Regions from separate parts of the Homo sapiens genome. Here region 1 is linked to region 2. Evidence: chromatin loops called from intact Hi-C (ENCODE). Cell type or tissue: mammary epithelial cell. All regions are shown on one strand. Links, peaks and the distances in the headings refer to the core of each region. The heading gives the core; the rest is flanking DNA. Region 1 overlaps ULK4 (unc-51 like kinase 4). Region 2 overlaps TRAK1 (trafficking kinesin protein 1).

Region 1 (12,332 bases), core at 1,923-9,922, 220 kb after region 2:
TGGCAGAGTAACTTTATTATGCTAAGTTTGATGAGCATTGGGGCATTTTCAACGTGGGCTTTCTAGAACAATTTGTGTTATCTTTACCAGGGGTGTCCAATCTTTTGGCTTCCCTGGGCCACATTGGAAGAAGAATTGTCTTGGGGCACACATAAAATACACTAACGATAGCTGATGAACTAAAAAACAAAAAAAATTGCAAAAAAAAATCTTACAATGTTTTAAGAAGGTTTACAAATTTGTGTTGGGCCACTTTCAAAGCCGTCTTGGGCTGCATGCAGCCCATGGGCTACGGGTTGGACAGGCTTGCTTTAGACAATATTCTGTGTTTCTTTTTTTCCCTCTTATAACCATATTTGATAGTTTCTGGGAAGCCTTAATCAGTAGAAATTTTTGTGTTTAACTTTTAATTTTAAACTACTTTTAGTCTTAGAGAAAAGTTTCAAAAATAATTGAGAGTTCCTGTATACCTTTTGCCCAGCTGCTCTTAATGTTCACATCTTATAGGTCTGTAGTATAGTTAGCAAAACCTGGGAATTAAAATTGGTATAGTGTTAGTCAGGCAGGATAATCCCTATCTGTTCCTCCTTTTGGAGGGCAGTAGAATGTGGTAATTGGAGTGGCATAATACTTGATTAATAATTGTGCACTTTCCAATTCATGCTATTATGGCTTCCTGGAGTGGTGTCTTCTCTGATATAACCATTAACCATCCTTCAAGACCTCAACCCACCTTCTACCTCTCTGTAAACCCAGTCCTAACTATATCAACTAAAGTGCTTGCTGTATTCTCTAAACTACTATTTACAAAAAAATTCTTTCTGTCCAGTGTTTTCTCTGTAGTTATGTCCTGCATGTTTTGAATTGTGAAATATTTTGTTGTTTATCGAATGTTTGTCTCATCTTCCCAACTAGGATGTCAGCTCTCTGAAAATAGGATTGTGTCTTTTATATCTTTGTATCCCCATTAGCACTTGGCATAGAGCCTTACCTTGGCAGGTACCCAATAGATATTTGTTGAATGACTGAATTTCTAATTAGAGGTAAATTAGCTAAAAAGTAAGCCAAGATAGGAGTGAATGTTTTCTATGAAGCTTTATTTTATTACAGATATCAATTGAAATGATTATAAAAAATATTATCTATATTTGTGTGTTTTAATCCGAAAAGTCATTGTTCTTATTCTTTTTGGTAACAAATTTTGCACATTCTTTTTTTGTCCTCATTGATTTATTATCTGACATAAGGGACATATAAGGAGACAGATATCCATCTTAAAAATTGTCTCAAAAGCTTTCTTTTTTTTTAAACCACAGATAATGAAACAGCCACCAGTTAAATTTGATGCAAAAATATTGCATCTACCAACATATTCAGGTAGGATCATAAAGGACTTATCGAACATGTAGACTCTTTGTATACAGATACAAATATGAAATTTATTTGCAAATAGAATATATGTGAATAACTAAATTTATTTTGTCTTGACAATTGGCTATATTCTTGGGGCAGTGTTACACGAATTGTAAACAATCTGTAATTCATTTGTGCCAGCTGTTGACATTTCTTAGCTGAGTCTGGGCTGCCCAGTCCTATTGTGGGTGGGGAGGTTCCTGTAGATCTGGGCAAGTTTTCCTGTAGAGTGGGTGGGAGGTCTTCTCCTCCCTTCCCTTAGAGCTGGTTGAATTTCCACCATTTATGGCTGGTATAGGTGCACAGGGTTGGGGACAACAATGAAGGATTGGGATTCTATTAGAGGGACCAGGACATTTGAGAATGGGACTAGGTGGTTCATGACTGTGGAGGTGGTGTGGGAGTGGAGATACTTAAGGGATAATTATTACATTTCTGTTGAGCTAATGAAAGTCTTATTTAGGGTGACCATCAGAAATTTTTACATACCTTAAATTGGTTTTTTCGTTTAACAAATTATATTTTAAGCTGTTAAACTCGATTTGGGGAAAATTATTCATCGTGGCTAGAGTAGAATCTATGATTTGAAGTAAATTTAAAATATATTTAGGTTTAAATAAACCAGCTAAGGGTTTATATTGGTCAACTTAATTACTGATAAAAACAAAAAAGAAACTGTGTAGAAGGACGTTTTTGAAAGGCCAAGTGAAGCAAAGTATTATTAATAGTGCTTTCAGTGCCAAGTAGGACTATTTACGCAAACCTAGAGAATTATCACCTGGAAATACTATTTCCCTTTTCTTCTTTGAGTTATTTAGGAGATTATATTTACAATTTATTTTGTCTAAAGATAGAGATCAGCCAAAAATATGTTAATTTTAGGGGGTATCACATTTCCTAGATTTTGCCTTTTTTTTGTATAGGGATTTGGAGGTAGGAATTTCAGGTGATTTTTAGCTATCATGTTATTCTCGTTATTTTTTTTACAATAATTTTATTGGAACTTTTTAAGAACTGTAGGATTTGTGCTTTTCTCAATATTTGAGAGTTGATTTATTTATACAAAGGCTCTTTTGTCTTTTACTCCAGTTGTATTGAACTTTGCATTTTGTTATAGTGTAGGTTGTGGGACAGTTCTGCTTTAGACATCTGCTTTATTTGAAAGTATAGTTTTCCATTGAAGTGGTTAAAAAGTTTCCGTGGATAGATAAAGAGATTAGGAATATAGAAGGACGAATAAAAATAGTGTCATCTTTGGAGTATTTTTGGTTTTGACAGTGTAATGTTTGTCCTCATCTTAGCTGTCGTAATTCTGTGTTTATTTCTTATGTAATGTTTCCAGCAGTTCTTTTTCTCATCATATGTACTTTTATTATTTTCTTTCCATCGCAGTGGATAAGTTATTATTTCTGAAAGATCAAGATTGGAATGACTTTTTGCAACAAGTGTGCTCGCAGATCGACTCCACTGAGAAGAGCATGGGGGCCTCCCGAGCCAAGCTGAATCTCCTTTGCTATTTGTGCGTGGTGGCTGGTCACCAGGAGGTGGCCACCAGGCTCCTCCATTCCCCCCTGGTAAGCCTGTGTGACATGCCTTATGCATTTTAATTTGTGTTTTTATAGAGGCTCAAACAAGTGCTAAAATAACAATTTGATTTAACTACCACAAAAAAACTGATTTATCACGATTTTAGGTTTATGAAAATTATCCTCTGCTTAATCCTTAGGTCCTAAAGTAGATGACAGTAGATGGTGATTTTGAACTTATTTTGTTTGTTTGTTTGTAATACTCAGGTTTCCATTTTATGTTAACTTGTAAGATTTAAAAAAAAATCTGAAATCAGGCTGGGCGTAGTGGCTCATGCCTGTAATCCCAGCACTTTGGGAGGCCAAGGTGGGTGGATCACCTGAGGTCAGGAGTTCGAAACCAGCCTGGCCAACATGGTGAAACCCTGTCTCTACTAAAAGTACAAAATTAGCTGGGTGTGGCAGTGCACTCCTGTAATCCCAGCTACTTGGGAGGCTGAGGCAGGAGAATCACTTGAACCCGGGAGGCAGAGGTTGCAGTGAGCTGAGATCGCACCACAGCACTCCAGCCTGGGCAAAAAAAGTGAAACTCCATCTCAAAAAATAAAAATAAAAAAAAAGTGATATCATAAGACAGACCTTTTACCTTCTCATTAGTGACTGGAATGAACTCCCCATGTGGAATGGGTCGGGGGTGTCGGTTCCTTTACTGGGTCATCTGGTAAACTGCAGGGTTTCTGATGTGACATTGAAGGAAGACATCAATCCTCTAAGACATTTTTTTCCTCTTCCCCTGGGAATATTACTTTTTGGACTGTCTTGGTCTGTTGGTAAGCTCAAGGGAATTTGTCAGAGTTTTTTTGGTTTTTGTTTCTTTTGGCTCATGTTTAAGCATCGATTGGCAGAGTTTTTGAAGTCATCCTCAGAGAGGAATTACAGTGGTTCGGAGGTGTTTTCTATAGTGGTCCCTCATTTGGGAATTGGCTTGAAAAAATTTAAGTTCATTTGCTTCCAGGATAGTATTAAGGTTACTTTTTTTGATAGTTGGTGTGTGTCTATCAGGTAAGGGCAGTCATTTAGCGAATATAAAGTGGTAGGAGAAACTAAAAATACTGTTCTTAGTTTTTATTTTAATCTTATTCGTATACTAGTGCCTTTGTAATTTAGTAAATACCATTTTTGGTGTACAGTGTAAATTTCCTTTGTATAAAGTCCTGAGCTGTTAACTTTGCTGTCATTTTCTGTGTTTTGTGACTTAAACATTTTAATTTTTTCTTTTCTTTACACTTAAATTTCTTATTCTAGTTCCAATTGCTAATCCAGCATTTGCGGATAGCTCCAAACTGGGATATGTAAGTAACGTTTATATTTTAAAAATTATTTTTCATGACTTTATTAAGTAGTTACAGAGCACATATTTATCAAAAGCAGAGTCCTAAATAATTATCATAAATTATTCTGATGTAATGATGACTCTACTCATAGGCAATTTTTATGGGCATTCCAATGATAAATTTTAGAATATTAAAAATAGCCCTTCTCCTAATATTACAAATACAATTCTGGGATTATCTAAGGTACTCCTGGAAACTTTATTAACTGTTATTGTTTTTTTATTTTCTTAGAGACAAGGTCTCTCACTATGTTGCACAGGCTGGTTTTGAACTCCTGGGCTCAAGTGATTCTCCCATCTCTGACTCCCAAAGTGTTAGGATTACAGGTGTGAGCCACTGTGCCTGGCTAACTGTTACTGTTTTGAGTATTGATTATAAAATACTTAAACCCTGATCCCTGTGTATTAATTTAGTTATACTTCCTCGAAGTTTCCCTTGGCCACCCTTATCTTTCCCTCATGTAGCACATAGCTTCCCTAGATGTTATTTACAATCTAATGGGATTATGATTTATAAACTCCCGATGGAAGGAAGTGTCCTTGCTTTTTACAGAAGCAACATACCAGGTGGAGAGCACAGTAGATCAAGTGTTAGAAGGCTCTGGGTTCTGTTTGCCAATAAGACTTGGCCAAATGATTATCTTTTTCTCAATCTCTGCTTCCTGGGGACTGTGGGTGGGACAAGGAAATGGCATAGGTTTAGGATTCAGACAGACCTGGGTGTGGATCAAAGATCAGCTTTCTGGGCCAAGTACTTTAATTGCTGAGCCTCAGTTTCCTCATCTGTAAAATTGGGATGGGATAACTGCTTCATAGATTTTTGGTAATTATTCAACTTTGAATGAGGTAAATATATGAGATACCTTGTATAGTGCCTGATTCTTAGTGGGTATTTCATTTACAATGGGGTTGGGGTTGTAGAAGTTGTAGTTATTATCATCAAGCTTGCTTATCTCATGATTGTTAGGACAGGCACATGAAAAAATGGAGGCGAAAGGATTTTGTGGATTGTGGCACTGGTATGATAATAATTATTCTTCTATGTTGGTGAAATATGGGTGAACCAATAGAAGTTTAGAAAATGCTTAATAATAAGGGTAGTTCTTACTATACATCTTCTAATGTTACTCTCCCAAAGTAAAATCTGGTAATAAAAAGTAGGATTTTTAGGTAATGGTTGAGTATTTAATACTTTGAGAAGGCTCATGGTATGCTCATTAAAAATGAATCAATGAAATACTTATTTAAACACCTTTATTTAAAATGTGTTATATCCTTGAATGGGGTGCCCCCTGCTGACATTTTAAAACAGACATTCCAGATCATTTCCAAGTACAGTCATCCTTCTGTATCAGCCCGGAGATTGGTTTTAGTATCCCCTTGGATACCAAAATTCACACATACTGTTTTTTTCCCCCACTTTTAAAAATTGAAGTTTGATTGTAAAACAGTTTTAATTTGAATAAAGTGATACTGAGGTAGACAAGTTCTCTGGTAGGAATCCTCTTTTATTCTTTCTCCATTCAAAGCCACTTCCAGCGACGTTTTCTCTGACCTCAGGTTATATTACCTTGACAGCATATGATAAAGGGTCCTTAACTTAGTCTGGGAGATAATTATTATTGACGTAGATATATTTATTCTTTAGTTTTGTTTTGTATATAAAAAATTAGAATCACATGATATAATTTTATGTTTGTTTTCCCCTGTAACATATATATTACGTATTGTAAATGTTATTATTAACATTTAAAAATAAAATACATAATACTTAAGATAAACTTTTTATATGTTGTGAATATCTGATCATTTTATTTACTATTTTTGGATAGTATTATAATGTTGTAAATAATATTTTGATGAACATTTTTGAGAATAAATCTTTGTGCCTGCTTTTTCTTTTTCTCTTTAGGGAAGATTTGTAGAATTAGAACAGATGGATAGAAGGCAGTAAATATTTTTGTGACTTCTGAAAAATTGCTGAAATACTCTTAAAAAAATTGTATCAATATATAATCCCAGTCAATGTGTTTAAAATGCCTTTTGTTAGAACTTCCAACATTGAGTATTTATCAAATTGTATATCCTTTTATCCTTGCCAGTCAACTTTGAGGTATAATTCACATATAGTAATAGTGTAATACTGTAATTTAAAAAATTTGTTAATTGTAAATTATGCATAATTTAAAATATTCCATTTTAGCCATTTTTATGTATATAATGGCATTTAGTTCATTCTCATTGTTGTATAACCATCACCACTATTCATTTCCAAAACTTTTTCATCATCTTAAACAGAAGCTCTTTACCCATTAAACAGTAACTTCCCCTTTCCTTCCCCAGTCCTGGTAACCTATACTCTACTTATTCTATCTTTGTGAATTTGCTTATGGTGAGTACCTCATATTGCTACTGAAATATCAAGGGGTTTGGTTTAAGTCCTGTTGCTCACAGCACAGAAAGCCAATCACGGAGACAATGAGTGTTGCTAGGGAAGAAGGCTTCAATTGGGTGCTGCAGCTAAGGAGATGGGAGATCAGTCTCAAATTTGTCTCCTCAACTGACTAAAACCAGGGATGTATTTAGCAGGGAAGAAATATAACCATGTATGGGAAAACAGGAATCAAGGAAGGGTGAGGAAGAGGAATTGGTCAACAGGAAGCAGGTAGTTGGTTAGGCAATTGTAATGGGTGAGGGGGTCTGGTGTCTTATGGTCCAGATATGGTGATTTGGTAAGTTTCAGTTCCTTGATAACTATCTGGGAGGCCTGATGGTTGGTTTCCCAAGAAAGGAACTCAGATAAGACAAATGTAACTTCCTCAAGTTTTAAGACTGGGAGGGTCAATTTCTACGTTTATTTTAAAAGACTGTAAACATCAGTTCTATAGGACAATTGGGCTGGTTTCATTTGCAAGGTTCATCCATGTTATAACTAACATGTGTCAGCATTTCATTCCTTTTTAAGGCTGAATAATATTCCGTTGTATGCATATACTACATTTTGTTTATCTTTTCATCTGTTGTTGGGCACTGGCTTGTTTATATCTTTTGGCTATTGTGAACAATGCTGCTGTGAACATTAGTGTTTTCTGTTTTTGTTTTTTGCTAACAGCTATCCTGATGGGTGTGAAGTAGTATCTTACAGTTTTGATTTGTATTTTGTGACTAGTGATGTTGAACATCTTTTCGTGTGATTGTTGGCTATTTGTATATCTTCTTTGGAGAAAGATCTAGTCAAGTCATTTGCCAATTTTTGAACTGAGTTTTATGTTGTTGAGTTGTAGGTATTTTTTATATATTCTAGATATTAACCCCTTGTCAGATAAATGATTGCAAATATCTTCTCTCATTACATAGGTTGCTTTTTACTGTGGCAAGTGCCTTTTTGAGATATGAATTTAGGAGGAATTTTTCTATTTTTCAAATAAGAGTTTTATACTTGAATAAGGTAAAGTAAATGCTCATCCATCATAAATTTTTTAATTAAAAACATAGTTTTCCTGTTTCTTTGCTGTAGTTCTTCTCTTGGTTGATTAGATTTTATCATTTGGTAGGTTTTTTTTTGTTTGTTTGAGACGGAGTCTCGCTCAGTCACTCAGGCTGGAGTGCAGTGGCACAATCTCAGCTCACTGCAACCTCTGCCTCCCGGGTTCAAGTGATTCTTCTGCTTCAGCCTCCCGAGTAGCTGGGATTATAGGCACCTGCCATCATGCCCGGCTAATTTTTGTATTTTTGTAGAGATGAGGTTTTACCGTGTTGGCCAGATGGTCTCCAACTCCTGATCTCAGGTGATCCACCTGCTCTGGCCTCCCAAAGTGCTGGGATTATAGGCATGAGCCACCGCGCCTGGCTGTTAGTATTTTTTGTTTGTTTTCAAGAAGGCCTCTCAGTGGCTTACCTCTGTGCCATGCTTTGGAGTTTGAGCTCTCTTCCTTGTACTAACTGTAGTTCTGTAGGACTTGTGGGTAAACCTTACCTTTTTTTTTTTTTTCCCTCTTCTGTGTGACTTGTTTGAGTTAGCTTTTCTTTTCATTTCAGGCCTGTAAATTTTACTAGATTGTCTCTAGGAATCTCTTTTTACTAATTTGCTCCTTCCTGCCTGCCTGCCTGCCTCCCTCCCTCCCTCCCTCCCTCCAGTCCCGTCTTGTCCCGTCCCTTCCTTCCCCGCTCCCGTCCCTTCCTTCCCCGCTCCCGTCCCTTCCTTCCCCGCTCCCGTCCCTTCCTTCCCCGCTCCCGTCCCTTCCTTCCCCCTCCCGTCCCTTCTTTCCCCGCTCCCATCCCTTCTTTCCCCCTCCTGTCCCTTCCTTCCCCCTCCCGTCCCTTCCTTCCCCGCTCCCGTCCCTTCCTTCCCCGCTCCCGTCCCTTCCTTCCCCCCTCCCGTCCCTTCTTTCCCCCTCCCGTCCCTTCCTTCCCCCCTCCCGTCCCTTCTTTCCCCCTCCCGTCCCTTCTTTCCCCCTCCCGTCCCTTCTTTCCCCCTCCCGTCCCTTCTTTCCCCCTCCCGTCCCTTCTTTCCCCCTCCCGTCCCTTCTTTCCCCGCTCCCGTCCCTTCTTTCCCCCTCCCGTCCCTTCTTTCCCCCTCCCGTCCCTTCCTTCCCCCTTCTGTCCCTTTCTTCCCCGCATCCCTTCCTTCCCCCCTTCCGTCCCTTCCTTCCCCCCTCCCATCCCTTCCTTCCCCCATCCCGTCCCTCCTGTCCCTCCTGTCCCTCCCGTCCCTCCCGTCCCTCCCGTCCCTCCTGTCCCTTCCTTCCCTCCCGTCCCTCCTGTCCCTTCCTTCCCTTCTTTTCTTTCTGTTTATTTTGAGACAGAGTCTTGCTCTGTCGCCCAGGCTGGAGTGCAGTGGCGCGATCTTGGCTCACTGCAACCTCCACCTCCCGGGTTCAAGGATTCTCCTGCCTCAGCCTCCCGAGTAGCTGGGATTACAGGTGTGCACCACCATGCCCAGCTAATTTTTGTATTTTTAGTAGAGATGGGTTTTCACCATGTTGGCCAGGCTGGTCTCAAACTCCTGACCTCAAGTGATCCACCTGCCTTGGCCTCCCAAAGTGCCGGGATTACAGGTGTGAGCCACGATGCCTAGCCTCTTCATCCCTCCTTTAGCTTTTATATTATTTCTTAGATTTCTTCCTATTTCATCCTTTTTCTGTTCCTGAAACCCCTACAGGATGGGTGTGGGAGTTTGTCTCTCTTGACTTTTCTTTTAAATTTTCTTTTGCTTTCTCACTTTCTCTTGTTTATTGAGGTATAATTCACATACCATAAAATTCACCATTTTAATGTGTACAGTTCAGTAGGTGTTAGTATATTGAAAGTTGTTCAACCATTGCCATTATCTAATTTCAGAACATTTTTCTCACCCAGCGAAACCCAGTACCCATTCTTCTCCAACCCCTGGCAACCACTCATCTACTTCCTGTTGGCTGATTTGCCTATTTTTGATATTTCATATAAATGGAATCATACAGTATGTGGCCTTTTGTGTCTAGCTTCTGTCATTTAGCATAATGTTTTCAAGGTTCATCTGTATTGTGGAATGTGTGAATACTTCATTCTTTTTATAGCTGAATAATCCTTGTGTGGCTATACCACATTTTGCTTATGTGGTCTTGATGGACATTTGGGGTTGTTTCCACATTTGGCTATTATGAATAATGGTGCGCTGAACATTTGTCTACAAGGTTTTGTGTGAACATACGTTTTTATTTCTCTTACAGTAGTGAGATTGCTGGATAAAATGATAACTCTGTGTTCAACCTTTTGAAGAACTGCCAAACTCTCTTTCTTATACTTTTGTTTTAGGTTCAGGGGTACATAATACAGATTTGTTATATAGGTAAACTCATGGGGGTTTCTTGTACAGATTATTTGGTCACCCAGGTACTAAGCTTAGTAAGTACCAATTGTTATTGTTTCTGATCCTCTCCCTCCTCCCACCCTCCACCCTGAAATAGGCCCCGGTGTCTGTTGTTCCCTCTTTGTGTCCATGCAAATTCTCTTCTTTTATTGCTCTTCCTTGACTTTATCTTTGAGCTCTCAAGCTTGGTATTTATCCCCACTCATTTTATTATTTAGGATTTCCAGTTAATTTTTTAATTTCAACAATCATATTTGAAAGGTTTTGTTCATTTTCTTTTTGTCTGATTGGTCCCTTTTCCTAGCTGCATATATTTGGTGTATCATATACTTCTGAATTTGAGATAAATATTAGGATTATAAAAATTCTCTTCTTGGGGCAGAATTTAGAATTAAATATTGTTATTAATATTAAAGGTTAAACATTAGGATTATATAATATAAGCCTGGAACCTGGACTTTGAAAAAAAGGGAACAAAATTAGGATTATAAACATTGTATTCTTACCTCTTGAACTTGTAGGTCACTTTTTCATCATGGTCCTGCTTTTTAATGCTGTTTATTTCTCAAATGCCTGGTGATCTCTGGTTCTTAGTTTATATTATGAATAAATGATTAAATTGATTGGTATAGAAGTTGGCAATGTGAGTTTCCTTTATGCTTGCCTAAGTCTCTTTCTCCAATAGCCTCTCCTTTAAATAAAGGGTTGGTATGTGGGTAGGTGGGGCCTGCTGACTGGTTGACTTTAATTTGGAATTCCAGCTGGCTGAAGATCAGGTAGGCAGGCTGGAGGCCTCTGCAATTGCCAGGGTGGGTTTTTCTTTGGAGTGGAGTTGGCTTTCCTCATTTACCCCTTCCCTGTTTCAGTATCTGGAGGACCACAGTCTCTGCTTCCCACATCCACACCTATGTCCCACCCCAAGGTGGATTGCTCACTGTAGGAACAATTTTCCACGTTTACCCCGGAGGCCAGGGCTGCAGGGTTTATTCTGTGTACCAAGGAAGGGTGATGGAAAAGAGGCAGGACCTGACTGACTAAACTGTTCCTTGTACAAGGACACAATTGTTCCTTGTGCAGTTGTAATCTGATGATTGTCCTGTGGCTCATTCTTGCTTTCTGTCTTAGTTTGTTCCAAGTCCTTGAGGCTTCCTTGGGAACGTCTGTCTACCTGTGATTCTTAGATAGAGGATTCCCTTGTTGGTTCTCTGTCAGTCTTAATTCTATCTATGCATGTCATCTGAGATTTTCTCAAACTTTCTAGTCCACTTTTAGCCTTCCTTTTTGTTTCTAGTTATCAGTTATCATTTAATAAAAAGAACTTGTATTTTAGAGACTCTAGAGGGATCAGAAAAGTGAGTGTCAAGTGTTTAGTCTGCAATCATTAAAGACAGAGAATGTCTCATAAGTTTAGATCTGTGTTACATGATTATGATTTATGGATGCTTTCTTTACCTTTCCCTTTTATTCTTTCTTTTGTTTCTTTTCCTTATTTATTTATTTTATTATTATTTTTAGAGACTCACTCTAAAAAAAATAGGGTCTCACTGTGTCCCCGAGGCTGGAATGGGACTACAGGTGCATGTTACCATGCCTGGCTAAATTAAAAACATTTTTTTTTTTCTTTTTGTGGAGACAGGGTCTCACTTTATTAGCCAGGCTGGTCTTGAACTCCTGGCCTTAGTGATCCTTCCATCTCATCCTCCTAAAGTGCTGGGGATTACAGATGTGAGTCACTTTACCTGGCCAAAGTTTTCATTTTTTAATATGATGTATAAGGTATATAGAAGTGCTTTTTTTTTTTTGAGACGGAGTCTTACTCTGTCACCCAGGCGGGAGTGCAGTAGTGGCATGATCTTGGCTCACTGCAACCTCCACCTCCTGGGTTCAAGCGATTCTCCTACCTCAGCCTCCCGAGTAGCTGGGATTGCAGGCGCCCACCACCACGCCCAGCTAATTTTTGTATATTTTAGTAGAGATGGGGTTTCACCATGTTGGCCAGGCTGGCCTTGAACTTCTGACCTCAAGTGATTCACCTGCCTCGGCCTCCCAAATGCTGGGATTACAGGCATGAGCCACCATGCCCAGCAGAAGTGCTTCTAATTTCACAAGTGTTTAGGCTTTTTGGTTTATATTTGTTATTTTTACTTTT
Region 2 (8,000 bases), core at 1-8,000:
TTGAGGTCAGGAATTCGAGACCTGACTGGCCAACACGGTGAAACCCTGTCTCCACTAAAAGTATAAAAATTAGCCAGGCATAGCGGCGCACGCTGGTAATCCCAGCTACTCAGGAGGCTGAGGCAAGAGAATCACTTGAACCCGGGAGGCAGAAGTTACAGTAAGCCAAGATCACGCCACTGCACTCCAGCCTGGGCGACAGAGCGAGACTCTGTTTTTAAAAAAAAAACAACTGTATATTTGATTTTTCTGTGACATGACCAGCCTTATAAACATTAGCAGCAAATTTTCAGATGCTTTAAAGGCCCAAAGAATTAGGACATGGGATAGGATTATGGAGATGGCCCGTGCAGCTCTCCTTAACCTTGGCCACAAGGCCAAAAGCCCCACAGACCCCCTATGGAAGGAGACACCATGTTTGCCTCAAGGGGAGGACACATCCAAGGCCTGACATCAGGTAAACGTAACAGAAGAGTCTTCAAGAATTCCCCAGGAGGCCAGGCGCAGTGGCTCACGCCTGTAATCCCAGCACTTTGGGAGGCCAAGGCGGGCGGATCACGAGGTCAGGAGATCGAGACCATCCTGGCTAACATGGTGAAACCCTGTTTCTACTAAAAATACAAAAAATTAGCCAGGCGCAGTGGTGGGCGCCTGTAGTCCCAGCTACTAGGGAGGCTGAGGCAGGAGAATGGTGTGAACCCCGGAGGCGGAGCTTGCAGTGAGCCGAGACTGCGCCACTGCACTCCAGCCTGGGGGACACAGCAAGACTCCGTCTCAAAAAAAAAAAAAAAAAAGAATTCCCCAGGAATGCTTTCACCATGCCAAACATCAAGCCAGACCATTGTCTCACCGTCCCAGCAATGTGGCACACAGAGATTTGCCTGTTATTACAGATCAGTAAGCTGGGATGCACGAGGGCTGCGGCACATCTTGTTGGTCAAGTTGATTCAGCTAACTAAGCAGCAGATCAGGTAGGAGCAGCCTCAGCTGTTCCACTAAAAGCTGTGATCTCCCCTCCAACACCTGCTACCCAGCTCCTAGGAGGGTGCACTTGAAATGCTGGGGAATTCCCAGGATGTCATCATCAGGAAGTTTTTGTTCTAAACAGGTGGAAGACTTCATACTTGTGGTAGGCATGTAAAATGAAACATAATCACAAATTAGGGAGGTGTTGGAATAATTTTCCCCTTTAAAGCACAGGAAGCAGTAGCCGGGCGCGGTGGCTCACGCCTATAATCCCAGCACTTTGGGAGGCTGAGGTGGGCGGAACACGAGGTCAAGAGATCGAGACCACCCTGGCCAACTTGTTGAAACCCCGTCTGTACTAAAAATACAAAAATTAGGTGGGTGTGGTGGCATGCGCCTGTAAACCCAGCTACTTGGGAGGCTAAGGCAGGAGAATCACTTGAACCTGGGAGGCGGAGGTCAGGTTGCAGTGAGCTGAGATCACACCACTGCACTCCAGCCTGGTGACAGAGCGAGACTCCATCTCAAACAAAACAAAACAAAAAAAAGCACAGGAAGCAGAGGCAAGAATTTACTAACTTGTCTGCAGAACCACGGAGGGTCAGGAACCTGCACAGGACAGGAGCTTATTCAAGCTCCTGCTGTGAATGGACACTGCCGGCCCACCATGGAGGAAAGGAACCCTTTATGCTCTCTGTGGTCACCATTTCCCCACAGTTACAATTCACATTAGTAACAAGCTAATGTAAACAAGTCAAAATGTGTTCTCAAATAAGTCACAAATGAAGGGCATCAATTTCCTGACCAATCCCAAAGCCCAAAGGTCCATGGCTTCAGGTAGATATGCAATAACAACAGCCCAAAATCCCACCAACCCCCAGCCTGTCAAACCATCAAAAGGCCAGGCTCAACCATAAGGAGAGGCTTACCCCTCGGCATCGCCTCCTTGCCCAGTTACTGTAATGCCCCATGGTGGCCGGCCACATTGTGGCTGGTGCCATTTCTGGAAAAGAGCTTTTTATTTATTTATTTTTTTATTTTTTGTTTTAAATAGAGATGGAATCTCACTGTGGTGACCAGGCTAGTCTCGAACTCCTGACCTCAAATGACCCTCCCATCTCATTCTCTCAAAGAGCTTTTTAAATCATACTATTGCTCTTTAAAAACCTCCCAGCTCCCTATAAAGTGCTTCATCATTCTGCCTCTACGTTTCTACAGGAGAGGCTACTGAGTGTTTCCCAGTATGCAATTGCCACTTCTTCCTTTTGGTCATGCAACCCCCAAGATGTGGCTGGGCCCACGGCCAACCAGCTAAAAACTGTGTTTCCCAGCTTTCCCTGCAGTAAGGTGTATCCACATGCCTGGTTAACAGGATGTAACAGAACTTCCAAGTCATGCCCTTTCCGTCTGTCCAGTTGCAGAGTTGGCCTGGTGCTGGAGCCATGCTTAGCTAAATTAGTAAAGGCAATGCCCAGGAAATGACCAGAGCTACCTCAGCTGCCTGAAACACCCTGGACCTCCTTCCACTTGAACTTTTAAAAGTAAAAGAAATAAACAACTACCTTATTGAGGCTACAGTTCCAATTACTTTGGTCTCTGTTAAAGCAGCTAACTCAACACCCTAACAGCCTTTCTTATCAAGCCCAGCCTCTGCTATTTTCTCCAATTTCCCTTCACTTAAGGCATACCAACTTCTCACCATTTTCCAAACACATTTTTTTCACAAATCTGAGTTTTTAGACCAGCTGTTTTAGCTCCCTAGAATGCCCTTCACTGCCTAGCAAACTCCATCTTAAAATATCATTCAAATGTCACTCTCTATTGCAAAGCCTCCCTTAACCTCTCTTCTCTGGCTTCCACAGTTCTCAGTACATAAATGACTTCACTACGATGTTAGAAGTGTATTCTCTGTGGCTCTTCCCTACTAATTGTGAGCCCCTCAAGAGAAAAGGCTTTGAATTATCCACCTTACCTTCAGCCCAGCCCTTACTACTTTGCCAGGCAACAGTAAGTGTGAGAAGAGTGATGGAACAAGGGAAGGAGAGAGCAGCAGCCGGTGGCAGGACTAGTCTGTGAATCCCCTGCCTGTCCAGGACAGACACATGCCCAGCCTGCAACATGAGGCAGGTGGAGCCATCTAGTGTCAAGGTCTTTTCAAACCCACCTCAGTATCACCCTAGGTCTTTATCCAGCATAGAGGAAAGTCCCATGGGATGGTAAATGTCCCCTCAATTGCTCAGCAGATGTCAATCCAATACCTACCATTCTTATGACATCACTTTGAAAGTAAAATAACCTAAAAGGACTCTTTACCTCTTCAGAGGTATAACCCTTCCTAGGTTTTTCCCAAGGCGTAAGATTTGGAATGGACCCTCCTACCCAGGATGTGGGCTTCAGTTAGGGCCACCAGGGAGTGAAGAAAGTGTGCTGGAGCCTGCTTGGCACCTGGAAGGTGCAGAGCTGCAGAAGCAGCTGTGTCCATTCTCCACCTGACTGGGGCTAGATCCTCACCTGCAGAGAGCGGCTAGGAGGAGACTCCTCCGTCTAGGGATTTGCACTGATTCTCAGGTGACATGCCAGCTTCACAAAACCTGCCAGGTGCCTGAGGCAATGCTTACATTTTACAGCAAAGGCAATAGCTCTAAATTAGTGTCCAACATTTAACACTCAGAGAACCTCATGTAAATACAGATCTCAGCGGGGCGCAGTGGCTCACACCTATAATCCCAGCACTTTGGGAGGCCGAGGCGGGCAGATCACTTGAGGTCAGGAGTTCAAAACCAGCCTGGCCAACATGGTGAAACTCCGTTTCTACTAAAAATACAAAAAAAAAAAATTAGATGGGCGTGATGGTGGACGCCTATAATCCCAGCTACTTGGGAGGCTGAAGCAGGAAGAACTGCTTGAACCCGGGAGGTGGAGGTTGCAGTGAGCCAAGATCGCAGCACTGCACTCCAGCCTGGGCGACAGAGTGAAACTCCCTCTAAAAACAATAAAAATACAGCACTTTGGGAGGCCAAGGTGGGCGGATCACAAGGTCAGGACATCGAGACCATCTTGGCCAACATGGTGAAACCCCGTCTCTACTAAAAATACAAAAATTATCTGGGCGTGGCAGCACGTGCCTGTAATCCCAGCTACTCGGGAGGCTGAGGCGGGAGAATCGCTTAAACCCAGGAGGCAGAGGTTGGGCAGTGAGCCGAGATCAGGCCACTGCATTCCAGCCTGATGACAGAGCTAGACTCAGTCTCAAAAAAAAAAAAGAAAAGAAGAAATACAGATATGTGGACTCTCAGAAGAAGTCAGCCTATCTAGGATCAAGGGACCTCCTCCTCCACAGAGGAGTTAAATGCTCTGAGTGGTGGCCACCTCCAGAGAGGGAGTGCGATCATTCCAACAGGGTTTCTGGGCCTCGTGCCTGCACGCTGGAGCTTGAGGGCTCTAAGCCCAGGAGAACAGGGACCTGAGTAGCTGCAAGGTGAGCAGAGTGTGCAGAAGAGCTGTCTAGAAGGAAAGTAGCCCTAGACACTCACCCAGTTGGCAGGAGATCTGAGAAAACAGCAAGGGGAGAGGGAAGAATAAAAGACAGGAGAGAGAAAGAGGAAAAACCTAGTGAGAGAAAGCTCAAGCAAAAGCAAAGGAGGAGAGAAGAACAGGAGAGGGAGGAAAGGAATGCCAGAAAGAGGCAATGGCAGGAAACCAGCACCACAACTGCCACCTGCTGGAAGCCGAGAGGCCCTGGGTGCCGGCCAGGAGCACAGTTTCAAGAGTTTGGAGAAAGGACGCCCAGCCTCGGTTCTGCCCCCTCAACTTCGTCCTATCACTCTGGCAAATCACATGTTCATATGCCTGGGACTCAGTTTCTTCCTCTGTAGAACAAAGGTAAGTGGCTGCAGAAAAGCTTTCTTCATACCCTAAATTTCTCTGAGCGGTGAGAGCAAGAGTTGCACATTCTGAGGGCTGTGTCTGGGGGGCAGCCGCCACTCACAGCACTTCCCGGTGACGCCCCCAGTCCTTGACATGCTGACTCCACCCAAGAGACCAGGGATCTGTATTTTTATGAGAGTCCCTGATTTCTAAATGTTGAATACTGAGGGCCAGATTAAACATGCATGCCTCCAGTCTGCACACTGGGACTTCCATCCTGGCGCCACACTCTGGGACTTCAGAGAATGCTACAGACCACATTAAAGGTGACAAAGAACAAGAAAAGGGACCTTCGCTCATCAAATAGTGGCCACCATACAGAGGTCCATCTTTTTTATTTTTTTCCTCCCTGTCCCTCTCCCACTCCATTTCTTTACCCACCAACTTTCCACTTGGCCATCAGAGAGGTGGGTGCAGAGCATGACCCCTGGCTATGCTTGGGGAGGCAGGCGCTCTGGCTAGAGGCAATAACCCTCTCTCATGACACATTACCCATGGCAGTGACTGCAAACCCACAGCAATGTTTTAATGACTTCACAAGACAACACTCCTCACCTACTCAGCCACTTGGAAACCATTCTGTACAGACTTGGAAACAATTCCATTTTCTTAAAATTATAAGGATTAAAGGGCAGGAATAAAGACTCATACATAGGCCACACTGGTGCTGGAGATGTATGTGATACTTTGTAAGTGGTATCTGACAGACAACCTTCTAGAAAATTCCTCTCTATCAAGGGACTATGCAGTTTACAGCTTTAGCTGAACATCTTCAGAGATTCAGTCTTAGTAATTACTTTCCATACCACAAAAGTTGTGATTCCACAAATTACAAAGAGGACATTAGAGCTAAAAACTACTGGCGCAACCTCCTCATTGAATGGAAAAGGACACTGTGTTCAAGCTGAGGAGGTGGCCAAATGTCACAGAGCAAACCAGCAGCAGACTCGAGATGGGTGCTTGGCCTGCGGCAGGTCCCACCATGCAAGAGGCCTCGGGATGTAGCGACAGCACCTCCAGATGCTGATTCGCTTTCCGCTGTTTGCCCAGCACCCGGAACCCTGCCTGGTAACTAGTAAGTGTTCAATAAATGTTTGCTGAACAACGCAAAGCACTTGTATCTATTACTGCCTTTCATTTACTCTCACAAGCCAGCAGGCAGTGCAGGATGAGGATTGGGAACACATTTCATAAATGAGGAGACCCAGATCTAAAAGACAGAAGGGGAAACTGTGGCCCTGCAAGGTTCAGAGACATGGGGGAAGTCTCAAGGCTAAGCAGTGGCAGAAATGGAAGCAAGACCTCCGACTCCACCCTGGCTCACACCCCAGCCACAAAGGGACAAGGGATAGGTCCAAGTCTTCCTTTTCTGCCTCTCTCCCCACTGAGGGACAGCTCACTTGCTGTGAACAGCAAAGGGGATCTCCAGAAGAGAGAAGGACAAGCAGAGAAACCCTCATAGGATGGGAAAGGAAAGACTAACTATGCTTCAGAGACAGGAACGAAAACCAACACTGGGGAGTTCTCTAGAATTCCATGGCCTTAATTACCAACAGAAGAAACGCTTTCTAAGAAAACGGACACAAAATTACACAGTTGAGTTCCACATAGCCTGGTGTCACGTACCGAGTTACCATCTACTCACACATACATGCACCAGCCCCGGTGACACATACCCCCAAAGAAGCAGTCGCACAGAGACAGCCAATCCAGCCGACTCAGCCGTGTTTGGAAACAGGGTGTCCGACGTGAGGCTAAAGGGCAACTGAATGTGGCGCATTCCACTTGGGCATGCCAGTTTGTTGCTCAACAAGAAAGGACAAGAAGGGCAGGGCAAAGGAAAGGGAGGAAGGATCCTGTTACGGAGGCCCCAAAATGTCACAACTAAAAAAAAACAGGCGATAATTACAGTACAGGTTATTAGTGTTAGATTGATTCTAATATTAAAACACAAAGCAAAAATTGTACACAAATTTATTTTAAACGTGAAAGTTAACGTGTATAAGTTCAGCCCAGAGTTAAATCTCCAGGAGAATACTCAAAAAATAGACTATTACTGTCGATTTGAATTTGTTTTGCTAGGAAATAAAAAGATAAAATACTTTTGATTTCCAATAGTCTTGGTAACTTCTCTTAAAAGCATATGTTGGCTGGGCACAGTGGCTCACGCCTGTAATCCTAGCACTTTGGTAAGCGGAGGCGGGCAGATCACTAGAGGCTAGGAGTTCGAGATCAGCCTGGCCAACACAGCAAAACCCCATCTTTACAAAAAATACAAAAATTAGCCAGACGTGGTGGTGCACGCCAGTAATCCCAGCTACTTGGGAGGCTGAGGTATGAAAATCGCTTGAACCCAGGAGGCAGAGGTTGCAGTGAGCTGAGATCGCACGATTGCACTCCAGCCTGGGCAACAGAGGGAGACTCTGTCTCAAAAAAAAAGAAAAAAAAATTAAGTATGTTACATGCTACAATTATCAAATAACCAAGGGAAGATTATTTTACATGAAAATATCCAGTGCTGTATGAATGTAATTAAAGTGCTCACAACTGAACTAGTGTTTAGACAGATGGAGCTGGTGTAAATTGGAACAACACTTGCAGTAAACAGTTTGACAGTATGTTTAGAGAACCAAAAATGTGTCCATGATCCTTAAACCAGTAATTGCACCTGGGATTAAATCTAAGAAAGGAATAAAAACAATCTGAAGTGTAAAATTCATAAGCATGTTTACGGTACACGTGACAAAGTTAAAAACATGCATAACCAGGTTCCTCAAAAAGTCAAACACAATTGCCATATGTTGCAGCAATTTCACTTCAGCAAATTCCTGCCACTGCTTATATTTCAAAAGAAGTGAAAGTGGGAACTCAAACAGATATTTATACACCCGTGTTCTTAGTAGCACAGATAAAAACAATCCTAACACCCATCAGCAGATGAATGGATAAACAAAATGTGTAGATATACTGAAGTATTATTCAGCCACAGTAAGCAATGAAGTACTGATATACGCTGCAACATGGTGAACCTTGAAAATATTATGCTAAGTGAAAGAAGCCGGCCTCAAAAGACCACATATTGAATGATTCCATTCATATGAAATGTC

Evidence for each region. A loop is a pair of places that touch in the nucleus more often than their neighbours do. Peaks named below come from ENCODE experiments on the same cell type or tissue, not always from the same donor. Only the 100,000 strongest peaks of a DNase experiment are listed, where the experiment ranks them.
Region 1: it touches region 2 in a loop (5-fold over the local background); 41 of 110 quality-filtered maps call a loop at or near these places.

The regions. Positions count from the first base shown.
Region 1 is chr3:41,887,477-41,899,808 of GRCh38, reverse strand. ULK4 (unc-51 like kinase 4) reads left to right here. Exons shown (of 37, transcript NM_017886.4): 14 at 1,317-1,377; 15 at 2,806-2,987; 16 at 4,245-4,291. It also overlaps the pseudogene LOC124900553. Among named protein-coding and RNA genes, the nearest start is that of ULK4, 68 kb to the left of the region's middle. In mammary epithelial cell, for the core only: a CTCF peak has its summit at 5,647 (motif pointing left); no DNase peak of the experiment used is centred there.
Region 2 is chr3:42,114,054-42,122,053 of GRCh38, reverse strand. All of the region lies in intron 1 of TRAK1 (trafficking kinesin protein 1), which reads right to left. Among named protein-coding and RNA genes, the nearest start is that of TRAK1, 27 kb to the right of the region's middle. RefSeq lists an enhancer at 2,853-2,942. In mammary epithelial cell, for the core only: CTCF peaks have their summits at 3,092 (motif pointing left) and 4,695 (motif pointing left); DNase peaks (open chromatin) are centred at 1,023, 3,103 and 4,213; H3K27ac peaks cover 2,551 bases.